Regions from separate parts of the Homo sapiens genome. Here regions 2, 3 and 4 are each linked to region 1. Evidence: chromatin contacts called from ENCODE Hi-C data. All regions are on one chromosome and are shown on one strand. The core of a region is the stretch at or near the end of the contact, and the rest is flanking DNA. Distances in the headings are between cores, read along the strand shown.

Region 1 (2,943 bases), core at 148-2,647:
GGGGGTAGGGAAAGCATTTTAGGGAGAGGGTACTGCAAGCACGAAGGCCATGAGGCAAAAACCTGTGCTCGGCAATTTGTCTTGGCCACAAAAGCTTTATCCCAGTCGTCAGTCCATTAAACCCTGTAGCTTTAAGTGTTGTGAGATCACAATCTTTATTTTTTAACTTGTGATGGTTCTGGACGGCAATTGCTGTTTCCTGCAATCTGTGGATGAATGAATGAGCAAAGCAGTTAGCAGCGGGATGAGTACAGGGGAGCAGCTCCACACCTGACACCTTATCCAAGTTCCCCCAGACCCTTGGCGCCCTGGTTCCCCCAGAACTTCGTTTGCATTCGTCTTTAAATGTCTTCTCAGTTTGCCTTGGGTCAGTTATTTGTATACCGATTAGACCTGTGCCGCCCACTGCGGTAGCAGCTAGTAGGAATTGGATGTGCTTTAAGTGTAAATACCAGATTTCCAAGACTTGCTGCAAAAACTGTAAAACATTCCACTAACGATTTTGCAATACTGCCTACATGCTGAAATAATTTGACTTTATTGGGTTGAGATATATTACTGTAACTTTCTTTTTTCATTAGAAAAATGTAGCCACTAGCAAATGTGAAGTGTCAGGCGTGTGGCGCGCAGATGCCTCTTTAAACTGGATGGCGCCGGGTTGGCCCTCACTATCAGCGGGCTCCCGACAGGAGGCGCCCCAGCTTGCGGCCGGGGGCAGCGCCTACCAGGCAGTTGGCAGGCAGTTCCAGCCCCGGGCCACGGCACTGCAGGGCCCGAGCCAGGTTACGGCAACCGGGGGCCCTGCAAACAGCTCCCGATTAGGGGGTGCTTTTGGGTGGGAAAGCGCAGGCCCTGGATGGAGGCCCGACCTGCGGCGCTCCAGCTCATCGCCCCGCCTCTTTGCGGCAGAGCTCAGGCCGGCGCAAACCGGTTCAGTGCTAGGACTGACGTCTCGCGCCGCCCAACCGCAGCACGCCCCCGCCTCCCCAGTCCTCTGGAAGAGACAGGGAACGTCTAGCCGCCAGGGTCCCGGGAGGCGGCTCTGTACCAGACGGACTATACTGAGAGCCTATGACAATAGCCGAAGGTGCCGGGGGGGGGGGGGGGGTGGCCTACTACCAATAAAGGAAGGGGAGGGGCGGGCCCTCGTTAGCTTCCCCCCCCTACCACGCTTCCTCGGGCGCGGGTCTACCCAGAGCCTAACGGGCGCGCGAGTGTGGGGGAAGGGCCTGGCGCGGGCTGGAGACTGCGCAGTGCGGTGCCGGCCGGGAGGGGGGGGGGGGGTGACGTAATCTCCGTCCGCGGCCGCGGCGCCCCGCCCCGCGACACCCTCCGCGAACCGCGAGAGCGCAGCGCAGGCGGTCCGCAGCAGCCGCAGCTCGGGGGCGGTGCCTGCCTTGCAGCCTCCCCTCGGCGATCGCGCAGCCCCATCTTTGTCCGGCCTCCGCGCTTTGTTCTCGGCGCCCGGGCCTTGGCCAGCCTGGCCAGCCGCCGAGCAGCCCCCACGCCGCGCTGGCGTCGTCCTCGCCTCCCTCGCCGCCGCCCCCCGCGCGCGGCCGGGCCTTGCCCCCCATGGTGTCCCGGCCAGAGCCCGAGGGCGAGGCCATGGACGCCGAGCTGGCGGTAGCGCCGCCGGGCTGCTCGCACCTGGGCAGCTTCAAGGTGGACAACTGGAAGCAGAACCTGCGGGCCATCTACCAGTGCTTCGTGTGGAGCGGCACGGCTGAGGCCCGCAAGCGCAAGGTGCGCCCGGCAGCCCACCGCGCGGCGGGCTCGGGGCCTTCTGCCGCTCCTGAGGCCGGCCGGCGGAGGGGCCCTTTTCCTGCCCTCTTCCCTTCCCCCGTTGCCTTTCCCTGTCCTTCCTCTTCCTCTCTCCTTCTGCCCTCTCTTCTCTTTACCCCTTCCCCCTCCTTTCCTTCCCCCCTCAACTCTCTCCCTTCCCTTATCTCCTCATCTTCCTATCCTTCCCCTCTCCCCCCTTCCCCCATTCTTCCTTTCCCTCCCCCTCCTCTCTGTCCCCTCCCCCTCCTCTCTGTCCCCTCCCCCTCCTTTCTCTCCGCCCTCCCCCTCCCTTATCCTTCTTGGCCCGGGAGGGGCGAGTGCTTCCGGGCCGGGGGTGGTGTTCTCCTGCCCTGCTGCCTGGGGAGCCTGGGACTTCGGTGGGCGGTCCCGGGCGTTCCTGCGCGAGGTCCTTGCGGGGAACTCTCCTGGTTCTGGAGGGTTCGGGGCTGGATGCGGGTGCAGAGAAAGAAATATTTCAAAAAAATGAGTAAAGGATGGGGGGCTGTCGAGTTCTGGGCGTTGGTCTGCAGCGGTCACCCGCCGCCAGGAGCGACCTTGGACGGGAGCTGGGGCAGGAGGCGGGCTGGGGGGCGCGGGGCCGGAGCTTCGCGGCTGCCTCGGGGCCCGCGAGGAGCTGGAGGTGGAGGGCGGCAGGGGCTGGGGCCGGGGCGAGCCTGTGGGTGCGGAGCCACAGCCCGGGTTTGCGTTGCGGCTGAGGAGTAGACTTGGAAGCGCGCCGTGGGCTGTGGGAGGCCTTAACCAGGAGTGAGTCCCCTCGGGGAGCCCAGTCTTGCGTCCCGCAGTTAGGCTTGGTAAGGGTTTGGAAATCAAAACGTAACGTGATTCTTCTATGTGAATAAAGTTTATTTTTACAGTTTCACGCGCTTTTGTAGATTACAATCCGAGATTGGGAGTTGTGAGGGCAGTTTCCACCTTGAGTGGCATTTTTTTATTTATGGGAATACCAACAGGCTCGCTGAGATTGTAGGGTATGTTAAGCAGTAATTCAAAAAAAAAATTATTTTTTTGAGACGAAGTCTCGCTTTGTACCCCAGGCTGGAGTGCAGTGGCGCGATTTCGGCTCACTACAATCTCCGCCTCCCGGGTTCAGCCGATTCTCCTGCCTCAGCCTCCTGAGTAGCTGGGATTACAGGCTCCTGC
Region 2 (2,943 bases), core at 285-2,784, 8.0 Mb after region 1:
ATGGAGATGGTGGTATGATAATCTTTTCAGTTTGTAACGCCCTCTAACTGTGTAAAGTAGATCTGAAGTGTTTTCCTGACCCTCACTGGGATGGTTATTTCAAGTACAAAACGTTTTCACACCGTGGGTGATAATCTTCCATAAAAAATTTCATATTTGAATGAAAACAGCTCAAGAAATACACTAATGAGCAAAAATATATGGGGAAAGAGGAACGTGTAGTTTTGACTTAACTGAAGAAACCAAGAGGAAACTGGTCTCCATATGAAAATGTGATCCTGGAAAGTCAGGTGTCAAGATTTTCGAGTAGGAATCTACATGACTTGAATCTCCCTTACTTCCTGAATAAAAGTGACATCTTTCAGTATTTATTTAAAAAAATCATATGTCAGTGGAGCTTCCAGGTAAATTATCTTTAAAAAATCATATTTGAGTGGAGCTTCCAGGTAAATTATCTTCCTCTTTTAAGGGAGCTCCCTGTATTTCTAGCGGCTTTAACTGATATCCCTTTCAGTGAGAAATCCTCATTAGCTACATAAGAGGGGACTGGGTGTTTTTTTCAAAAAGCTGGTATTGGGACATCTACCTCTGTGATGTCCCTGGTCAGCTATATTGTCTAGGAGTTGAAACATTTTGTATTAATTTTCTATCATTTACTGGGTGCCTCTTCTGTGACAGTGCCACTCAAAGGTCTATTGATATATTATCAGGTGACTGAATTCTATATTCTGAAGTAGGAGATACTGTTATTGCTGTTATTACATTTTACACATAAGAAAGCTGAGGCTCTGAGAGGTCAAGATCACGCAGCTAACAAATGAGCCAAGACTCTTGCTTTAGAGCTTGTCCTCTATTCTTGCTTTTCTTTCCAAAAAACACTACAATTTTTGTTTTGTTTTGTTTTGTTTTGAGACAGGGTCTCGAGGTGTCACCCAGGCTGGAGTGCAGTGGCGCGATTTCGACTCACCGCAACCTCCGCCTCCGCGCTTAAGCGATTCTCCTGCCTCAGCCTCCCAAGTAGCTGGGACTACAAGCTCGGGACACCACGTAAAAATGATCAAGTTCTAACATGTATGCATACGAATTACAATGGAAATAAAATTAGCAAAGCGCTTATGCTAATGCTCAATACAATTGATTTCCTCACATTTAATCCTCACAACCACTACAACCACCTCTAACTCAAGCTCTGAGGGACTGACGTGCCCGGAGGACACAGCTCTTATCTGGTGAGAACAGGAGCGTTTTAGCGAAACTCCAAACTCCTAGGTCCCGCCTTCCCCAGGAAGGCTTTTCCTGGCACTGTGCTTCCGGAAGTCCCGCCCCAGGAGAAAAACAGCTTCCGGAAAAAATTGCGGCCGGCAAACCGGAACAGAACTAGGGGCGGGGCCGCTTGAGACGCTCTAGTATTCCTCTACTCTATGGCCACTGTCAATTGACAAGTCCCGAGCGGTAAAGCTCCTTTCTATTGGATGAGCAGCCTCGCGTAGGCGGGAAGCTCGGTGCACGGCGCGCTGATTGGCTGGATCCGCCATGCGGAGCGGCTAGGTGGTGCACGGGAAACGCGGGCGTAGGTGACCGGCGGCTTTCTCAGTTTTGGTGGAGACGGGCGCATGTGGGCGCTTTGCTCGCTGCTGCGGTCCGCGGCCGGACGCACCATGTCGCAGGGACGCACCATATCGCAGGCACCCGCCCGCCGCGAGCGGCCGCGCAAGGACCCGCTGCGGCACCTGCGCACGCGAGAGAAGCGCGGACCGTCGGGGTGCTCCGGCGGCCCAAACACCGTGTACCTGCAGGTGGTGGCAGCGGGTAGCCGGGACTCGGGCGCCGCGCTCTACGTCTTCTCCGAGTTCAACCGGTCAGTCAACGAGCCACGCCCCGTCCCGCTGGGCCCTCAGTGCGGCGCAGCCTCTGAGCATCGGGGCACCTCCCAGGGCTTCGGCTTCCCTGCTTCACACATGTGGTTCACTGTTGCGGGGGTTCGTGGAGTTATGGTGGGTGGGAAATCCGAGATTCTTTGCATCCATGTGATTTCTGCGGATCTGTGAAGAACTTCAGGCCTGGGTCTGAGCGTCCTTTTCCCAACCCTTGGGCCCCGGCCTGGCTGTCAGCACTTTCGGAGCTCCACCCTCTTCCGTGCACCCCAAGGCCAGTGTGTCGTTGTTAGCGTGTGGGGTGGACAGATCTGGTGTGTAGCCGGTGGTGGAGAAAGGACTCATTTTGTCCTAGCACCCACACACACAGGCCCCCACTCCTCTCCACCTCTGCTAAGGAGGGCTCAAAACCCACCAGCATAAATGTGGCTCGGTAGTCCAACGTGGACTTTTAATTTTTTTTTCTTTTTTTTTTTTCCAGAGTCTACAATAAAACATCTAATTGGTGTCAGAGAGTTTACAGAATAAAACCTTCTGAATGTCTTGTGTAATGTTTGTCTTGTAGGTATCTCTTCAACTGTGGAGAAGGCGTTCAGAGACTCATGCAGGAGCACAAGTGAGTCAGTCTCTTGCTTTCGGAGGGGGAGTTGATTACGGGGCTTGAAAGCCGAAATGAGAGGCCAGTTGTTTTTTATAGCAAAAGTGGTCCTTGTTCTGTTCATGTTATCCTGTTTAAATGTTTTTTCATTCTTAGGTTAAAGGTTGCTCGCCTGGACAACATATTCCTGACACGAATGCACTGGTCTAATGTTGGGGGCTTAAGTGGTGAGTATATTCTTTGCAGTGTCAGAGGCTGGTGGGAAGTCTCTGGGATTTTAACCGGCTTTACCATTTTTCCAAGTCTGGGGTGGGCAGCTACTTTTTTTTTTTTTTTTTTTTTTGTCAGTGGCGTGATCTTGGCTCACTGCAACCTTTGCCTTCTGGGCTCAGGTGATCCCCTCACCTCAGCCTCCCAAATAGCTGGGACCACACGTGTGCCCCATCACACCTGGCTAATTTTTTTTGTATG
Region 3 (2,943 bases), core at 116-2,615, 7.0 Mb before region 1:
CAGCAACTTAAGAGGCACTAAATGACACTAAAACATTACACTGAATGTGGGCCACTGCATAGCTAGTCTACTAACCTCATTTGTGGTACTCATGTGTGATGCTATATTTAATGCATTCTTATCAAAAGGCTACAGCTACATACTTCTCAACTGTAGCTTTATGGTTTAAAATAAACCACTCAAGCAATGATCTTAACTGGTTCAACTATGAATCCTATCTTTCTTCTGGAGATCAAGATCACAAAATAAGTGAAAAGACAGAAAGGACAGGAAAGTAGTTATGCAAAGTATATCCTAATGACAAGAGTATTATAAAGGAATTCAGTCTGGATCAGGTGCTAACACTTAATGCCACAGGGCCACTGAATCAAACACACGAGATGACCAAGGTCTTCGTAGGAATTAGTATTGCATACATTCATCTACTGATCCTGTGTTCAGTGGCTTGCTTAGGTTCTAATAGAAAAGTTTGGTAGACAGCACACTTATGTGTGTTGCTCATGAGAAGGCGCTCCACCAAAACTTGCCATGAGCCTAGACAGCCAATGCATTAGGCCTCTTTACCACATAAGTGAGGGTGGCTTCCTACAGTTGGGTTGAGAAGCTTGCTGCACCTTGGTCAACATGGAGACAACCATTAGAGATGGACTCATCCAATGACAACCAACAGAAGAAACCATGAGAGGTTGTGTTTTTCTTTGGATACTCACCAGACAACACCAAAGGCTCCATATCCAATAGGTCTATCCGGCTCAATATCCAGCTGCTGCTGTGGATGATGCGAGTGCTGATGATGGTGCGCCTTAACTGTAGCAGCTGCGGCAGCCTGTACCTGAGCTGGGGCTGCTGCAGCTGGTCCAGGAGCCTGCCCCGGTGCCGGTGATGGGAAATATGGCTGTTGTTGCCCAGGGTTTAACATGGCTGCAGCTGCAGCCGCTGCTGCGGCTGCCGCAGCTGCCGAAGAGGTGTGCTGCTGTACAGGGTGTACAGCGGCAGCCGACCCCGGATGAAGATGGTGTTGAGGGTGGTGGTGGTGGTGCAGGTGAGGAGGAGGGAGGTGTGGAAGGTGGTGGTGATGGTGGTGGTGGTGACCTGCTGCTGCTGCAGATGTACCGCCATTGTAAGCCGCCATCATTTTTGCGTTGGCTCTTGCGCCACAAAGAGACATTCAAAATAAATGCCCTTTGATTGGAAAGCAAACTGGGTCAAGCTGTCATTTGGCCATTTAAAAATGAAGAAAAACCACTCACTCCACCTCAAAAAACATAGAGCTTTATGTCTTCATCAGTCAATCCAAACAAGTTAGAGGATCTTGGTGTTTAATTTTGGGGTGAGCGTGTGTGGAAGGGTGTGGGTTGCCAAAAGGAAAAAAAAGGGAAAAAAGAAAAGAAAAAGGAAAAAAGGACCCCTTCCCCCCAGGATTCCTGCCACAAGTGGGTACTAAAACTCCATTCTTAATTTGGGGGAGGTTCCAACTTTGAATGTGGGAATAAAGGCCAAACCTCCCGACCCCCTGAACTCCACACACGAAAAGGATCAGGTAACACACCACCCTTGGAATCTTGAAAGAGGGTTGACTCATCTACCCCTTCCATTCCCACATCCTTTTCTAAACACCTACCACCTCCTCAAAAACAGGATTAAAAAAAATTCCCACCACCCTAAATGGAGAAGATGGGGGGAAATTTTCTGGGAAACCAGCTTCCAGCTTCCCCCCCCCCGAACTCTCAGGCCTTCCTACATCTCCCCCTACTCCTAGTCAGGTTGACCTGATTGGGGAGGGGGGGCGGGGGTTCCAAACTTTCCTGGGCAGAATAAGCCAGGGAAGGAGGCTGGAGTGAGGAGAGGAGGCGACAGCAGGACAGAGAGGAGAAAGAGAGCCGGGGCAAAAGTGAAGGGAAGGAGGTGCAGGGAGGAATGAAAGATGTGGGCAGCGCTCGGACGCCCAGACGGAGGGAACCGCCCCGGGAGAAGGTTAGGGTCCCGGGGCCAAAGAACAGGAGCCCCGGGAGGCGGGCGGGGTACGGTCGGAAGCGGGCTGACTCCTGCCCCCGCCGCCGGCTGCTTCTGCTGAGGAGGGTTGGGGGGGAGAGCGGGTGGGTCCCCCGCGCAACGGCCCCGCAGGGCTCAAGGCTGCTCCGTCTCCCCCCCTCCCCCCCACCCGGCTTCCGTCCCCGCGGCCGCTTTCTCCTCAGCCGCCGCGGCCGCCTTCTCCTCAGCCGCCGCCTCCTCAGCCGCCGGTTCCGCCGCGGCCGGACTCACCTCCCCTAGCAAAGCCGGATAGAGCGGAGCCAGCGTCGGACACGCGCAACCAGCCGCCGAGGCCCCGCCCCCGCCTTGCACGGACCGGCTGCCCTAGCCAATCCACGCCCACCTGTCCGCCACCGCCTCCAATCCTGGGCCAGGAGCTTCAGACAGGCGCACTGTTCGGCCAGTGGCAACAAGGTGTGGGTCTTCCGGGGAAATCCCGCCCCCGATCCGGGATGGGCAGATAGAAAGACCAATCAAAGGCAGAGTTTGGCTTGACCGACAAGGCTTAAAGCCAATTAAAAAGCAAAGATCTTTGTGACATTTTTCTTTCGCCTCTCTCCTCTTTTCTTCTTCTTCTTTTATTATTTATTTTTTTTTTTTTGGCAGGAGCAGGAAGCTGCGTGGTAATCCCGCCTGCAAAAGCTGGAAGAGAGGGGCGGAACGAAAGAACCAATCATGAGCCAGAGACAAAGAACAGAGTAACCAATCCTTGGGTTGAAAATGAAGTGGGATGGAACCTGGGCCAAATAGACACTTGAAAAAACAAATGGAAAAAAAAGGTTGATGTAAGTCCCACCCTTTAGATCTCCTATAGGACAGGATTGTGGAGAATTTGCTGTCATATCGAGACAACCTCTTCAAGGGGCGGGGCTTAGGGAAGGGGTGGGGTCTTAAAGTGGGCGGGACCTAGAC
Region 4 (2,943 bases), core at 241-2,740, 6.4 Mb before region 1:
GAGGCAATTAGCAATAAGGGGCGGGGGGAGGGTTTGGGGGAGGAGAAATTGAGGATCTAATAAAACAAAACATCCCCAGACCTGCAGGAGGCCAGATGTGGCAGGGCAAGATGGTGAGAGGTTCCTTCTTCAAGACGGGGCAGCTATTAACTGGTCTGACGTTTCACCGCCCCGTCCCTGGCCAAAATCACATTCAGAATCCACTAGTTGCCCTCATTTGTGTATGGACAGGGTGCCCCAACAACCCTCGGGCTGGTTTTTCCAAATCCTTCAGATACTTCCCCAGCTATAATTTGAGAGAGGAAGGCCCGCATATCTTATTTCTTCTTTACACTCCAGACTGTCTCCATCAGAACCCTTTAAACAGTTTCATCTTCCCACCAAAGGCTTGCTTCCCAGCATAATCCTTCCTAAGCCTAAATCCAATCTTTGGGGGGAAGCAGGGGGAGTCAGCGGGTAATTATTAATACATTTTAAGCAGCGAGCCTCCGTGGCAACGTGAAAGGAAAGCACCAAACGCCTGAATAACAAAAATGCAGTTTCAGCAACACTTTTTGAAAAGGCGGCAGACAAGACCTGAGAGGAGAGGAAAGGAAGGGACAGGACGGCGTCTGGGGCGTGAGGGGAACAGGGGACGGCAGGCCTGCGATCACGCTTCAGGGGAACCTCCTCCGTCACCCTGGCCCACGGGTGCTCGGCTCAGTCACACGGGGAAAAGTCCAGCTTGTGACTCGGTGGGACAACGAGTCCTGCGGCCCCGCAAACTGGAAATGGGGTGGGGGCGGAGAAGGGGGGAAAGGGGATGTCCGCGCGCAGCCCACCCCGCACGGGCCCCTCGAGCCTCCATCCCAGTTCCCACGACGCACCCGCCCCACAAATCCTGCCCAAGATGAGGGCTGGTCCCGGGTCCTCCGGCTGCCGCATCAGCGAGTGCAGGAGGGAGGGGAAGCCTCCAAGGGGGGCGACGCGGGCTCAAGGATGCAACTCGGCCAGGAGTACTGGGGCCCGGAGGGAGGTGTCCGGGCCCGCTCCTCGAGCCCAGCCTGGTCCCCGACCCACTTACCTCCAGGGTCCGTATCTCCTGCTGGGTGAGGTCGTTGGACACAGCGCACTTGGTGCGCAGCCCGCGCAGGCTGCCGATGGAGATGTCGATGAGCTTCTGGAGCTGCCCGCACTGCTGCAGCGCCCGGCTGGCCGCGGCCCCTGCGCCTCCCTCCGCGGCCGCCGCATCCCCCCCGCCACCGCCCTCCTTCTTCTCTCCCATCGCCGCCGCGCGCAGCGCTGCTCTATCCATGCCTCGGCATCGGGGCCGCGGCGGCCGAGGCTGGGAGCCCGGGGCGCGGGCGCCTCGGCAAGGAACCCCCGAGCCAGGAGAGCTGGACCAGGAGCGCCCCTCGGCGCTGCCCGAGCCGGGACGCCGGTAGAGCCGGCCGCTGAGTCTGCCGCTTCCACCCTCCCAGCCGCGGCAGCAAAGCGAAAGCCGCGGCGACCCGACGGCTGCGGCTCCCGGAGCCTTTAAGCGGCGGCGGGGGCTGGGTCAGGGCGGCCGGGCATGCTGGGACTTGTAGTCCACGCCGCGCACCTGCCGCCGGCCTCCGCCCTCGGGGCCCCGGACCGCGCCCGCGCCGCCCTCCCTGCCCTCCTCTCCCCTCCCCTCCCGGCGGCCGCGGCGAGGCAGGCGGTGAGGGCCGGCCCCAACCGGGAGCCCCGGGTGGAGCTGCTCCGCGCCAGCTCCTCCCCCAGGCGCCGAGAGTCGGGGGAGCAGCGTCTCCCCGTCCGCCTCCGTCCCCCACCCGGCCTAGGAGCTTCCCGCGACCCCCGGATGGGGCGGCGCCCCCTGGACGCCCGGCGGGTGTGCGTCCCGCAGTTCCTCAGCTGCAGCCCAGCCCTGGAAGATGGGGACCAGGGAGGTTCCAGGATTTGTATGTGGGTTTAGGGGCTGCCATCTAGTGGGAAGGGGCTTACAGCACTTCTGTAGCTGGCTCACAAAGCGCTCTACTCTGGACTGCCTGCGCCAAAACGATTGCTCAGGCTTGGAGAAAGACGAAGAGCTTTCTTCTGAACCACATTTACCTGCCAAAATAAGTGTCCCATTCCCCCGCCATTCCCAGCCCACCAAGCCAGCCCAGACACGGGGGACAGCACACTGAATTGTCGGTGGCTTCGGAGCAAGTGGCCAGGATTCAAATTCTGACTCCACCACGGTCTAGGGTGAGACTTTGGGCACGTTCGATTTCCAGTGAATGCCCGACTCTCCTCATCAAATAACTCTTTAATAGGGTTCCTATGAAGAATCAGTTAATACATGTACAGCACCTAGATTGATTACTGGCACATGTGGTCGCTGGATAAATGTTAGCAATTCTTACTATCTAACCTCAGATCTGAATGTGGCCCTGGACCCAGGTAGTGGCCATGGAGCAGTACAGTACTGCCAAGGACTGGTAGTCCTTTGTCCTCTGTGCATTTCTGTGCCTCCTAACCCAGCAATCAAGCCTTGCCCATCTGTTCACCCTCCTCTCCCATTAGTTCACCCCATGCGTTCTATTATCTGGCAAAACTGAAAAACCAAGTCTCTGATCAAAGCTCCCACACCTTCATGCTTTCGACATCTGTCAACCAGAAAAAATGTCTCCCCTCTCAATTTTCTCTTGTAAGCTGCTTGATTGCAGAAGCCACTAGCTATTGTACCCTCTTTATAGTGCCAGATACAGTGCATGGCACACAAGAAAGGCTCCAGCGTGCCTCAGGAGCTCTTTCAGCAGGTCCTATGGGATGTTTCTTTTACCTCTCAGGCCAGCCGAGGGTGTGTGTGTGTGTGTAGATAGACAGTTGTTTTTTTGGTTTTGTTTTTGTGTTTGAGGATGAGAATTGGACAGGAGGTGGGATCCAAACCTTGTAGACACTAAAACAATCAATAATGGATGGCAGTTTGTATTACAC

Evidence for each region. Hi-C counts contacts between places; a loop is a spot of excess contacts on that map. Pooled maps may share reads with other maps.
Region 2: a loop to region 1 is called in a pooled map, with 13 times the contacts of the local background. The contact joins the promoter of ELAC2 here to the promoter of USP22 in region 1. A Hi-C loop is called at or near these places in 6 of 50 pooled maps.
Region 3: a pooled map shows a loop between it and region 1 (16-fold over the local background). The contact joins the promoter of NLK here to the promoter of USP22 in region 1. A Hi-C loop is called at or near these places in 2 of 37 single-sample maps with no recorded cell type and 7 of 50 pooled maps.
Region 4: a loop to region 1 is called in a pooled map, with 4 times the contacts of the local background. The contact joins the promoter of KSR1 here to the promoter of USP22 in region 1. A Hi-C loop is called at or near these places in 1 of 168 maps with a recorded cell type or tissue (CD8-positive, alpha-beta T cell), 1 of 37 single-sample maps with no recorded cell type and 3 of 50 pooled maps.

What each region holds. Positions count from the first base shown.
Region 1 is chr17:21,041,465-21,044,407 of GRCh38, reverse strand. USP22 (ubiquitin specific peptidase 22) reads left to right here and starts at 1,397. Exons shown (of 13, transcript NM_015276.2): 1 at 1,397-1,743. The coding sequence starts at 1,573. RefSeq lists enhancers at 1-626, 627-1,576 and a silencer at 1,112-1,711.
Region 2 is chr17:13,016,618-13,019,560 of GRCh38, reverse strand. It overlaps ELAC2 (elaC ribonuclease Z 2), which reads left to right and starts at 1,534. Exons shown (of 24, transcript NM_018127.7): 1 at 1,534-1,858; 2 at 2,440-2,490; 3 at 2,629-2,699. The coding sequence starts at 1,614. RefSeq lists a silencer at 1,417-1,496 and enhancers at 2,017-2,076, 2,097-2,206, 1,718-2,218.
Region 3 is chr17:28,041,099-28,044,041 of GRCh38, reverse strand. NLK (nemo like kinase) reads right to left here and starts at 1,365. Exons shown (of 11, transcript NM_016231.5): 1 at 711-1,365. The coding sequence starts at 1,168. It overlaps LOC105371709 (a long non-coding RNA gene), which reads left to right and starts at 2,322. Exons shown (of 3, transcript XR_934637.4): 1 at 2,322-2,445; 2 at 2,638-2,816. It overlaps LOC102724517 (a long non-coding RNA gene), which reads right to left and starts at 704. Exons shown (of 2, transcript XR_001752820.2): 1 at 1-704. RefSeq lists silencers at 1,978-2,207, 2,228-2,457 and an enhancer at 2,625-2,919.
Region 4 is chr17:27,454,995-27,457,937 of GRCh38, reverse strand. KSR1 (kinase suppressor of ras 1) reads right to left here and starts at 1,490. Exons shown (of 21, transcript NM_001394583.1): 1 at 1,064-1,490. The coding sequence starts at 1,294. RefSeq lists silencers at 631-680, 1,201-1,960 and an enhancer at 1,324-1,825.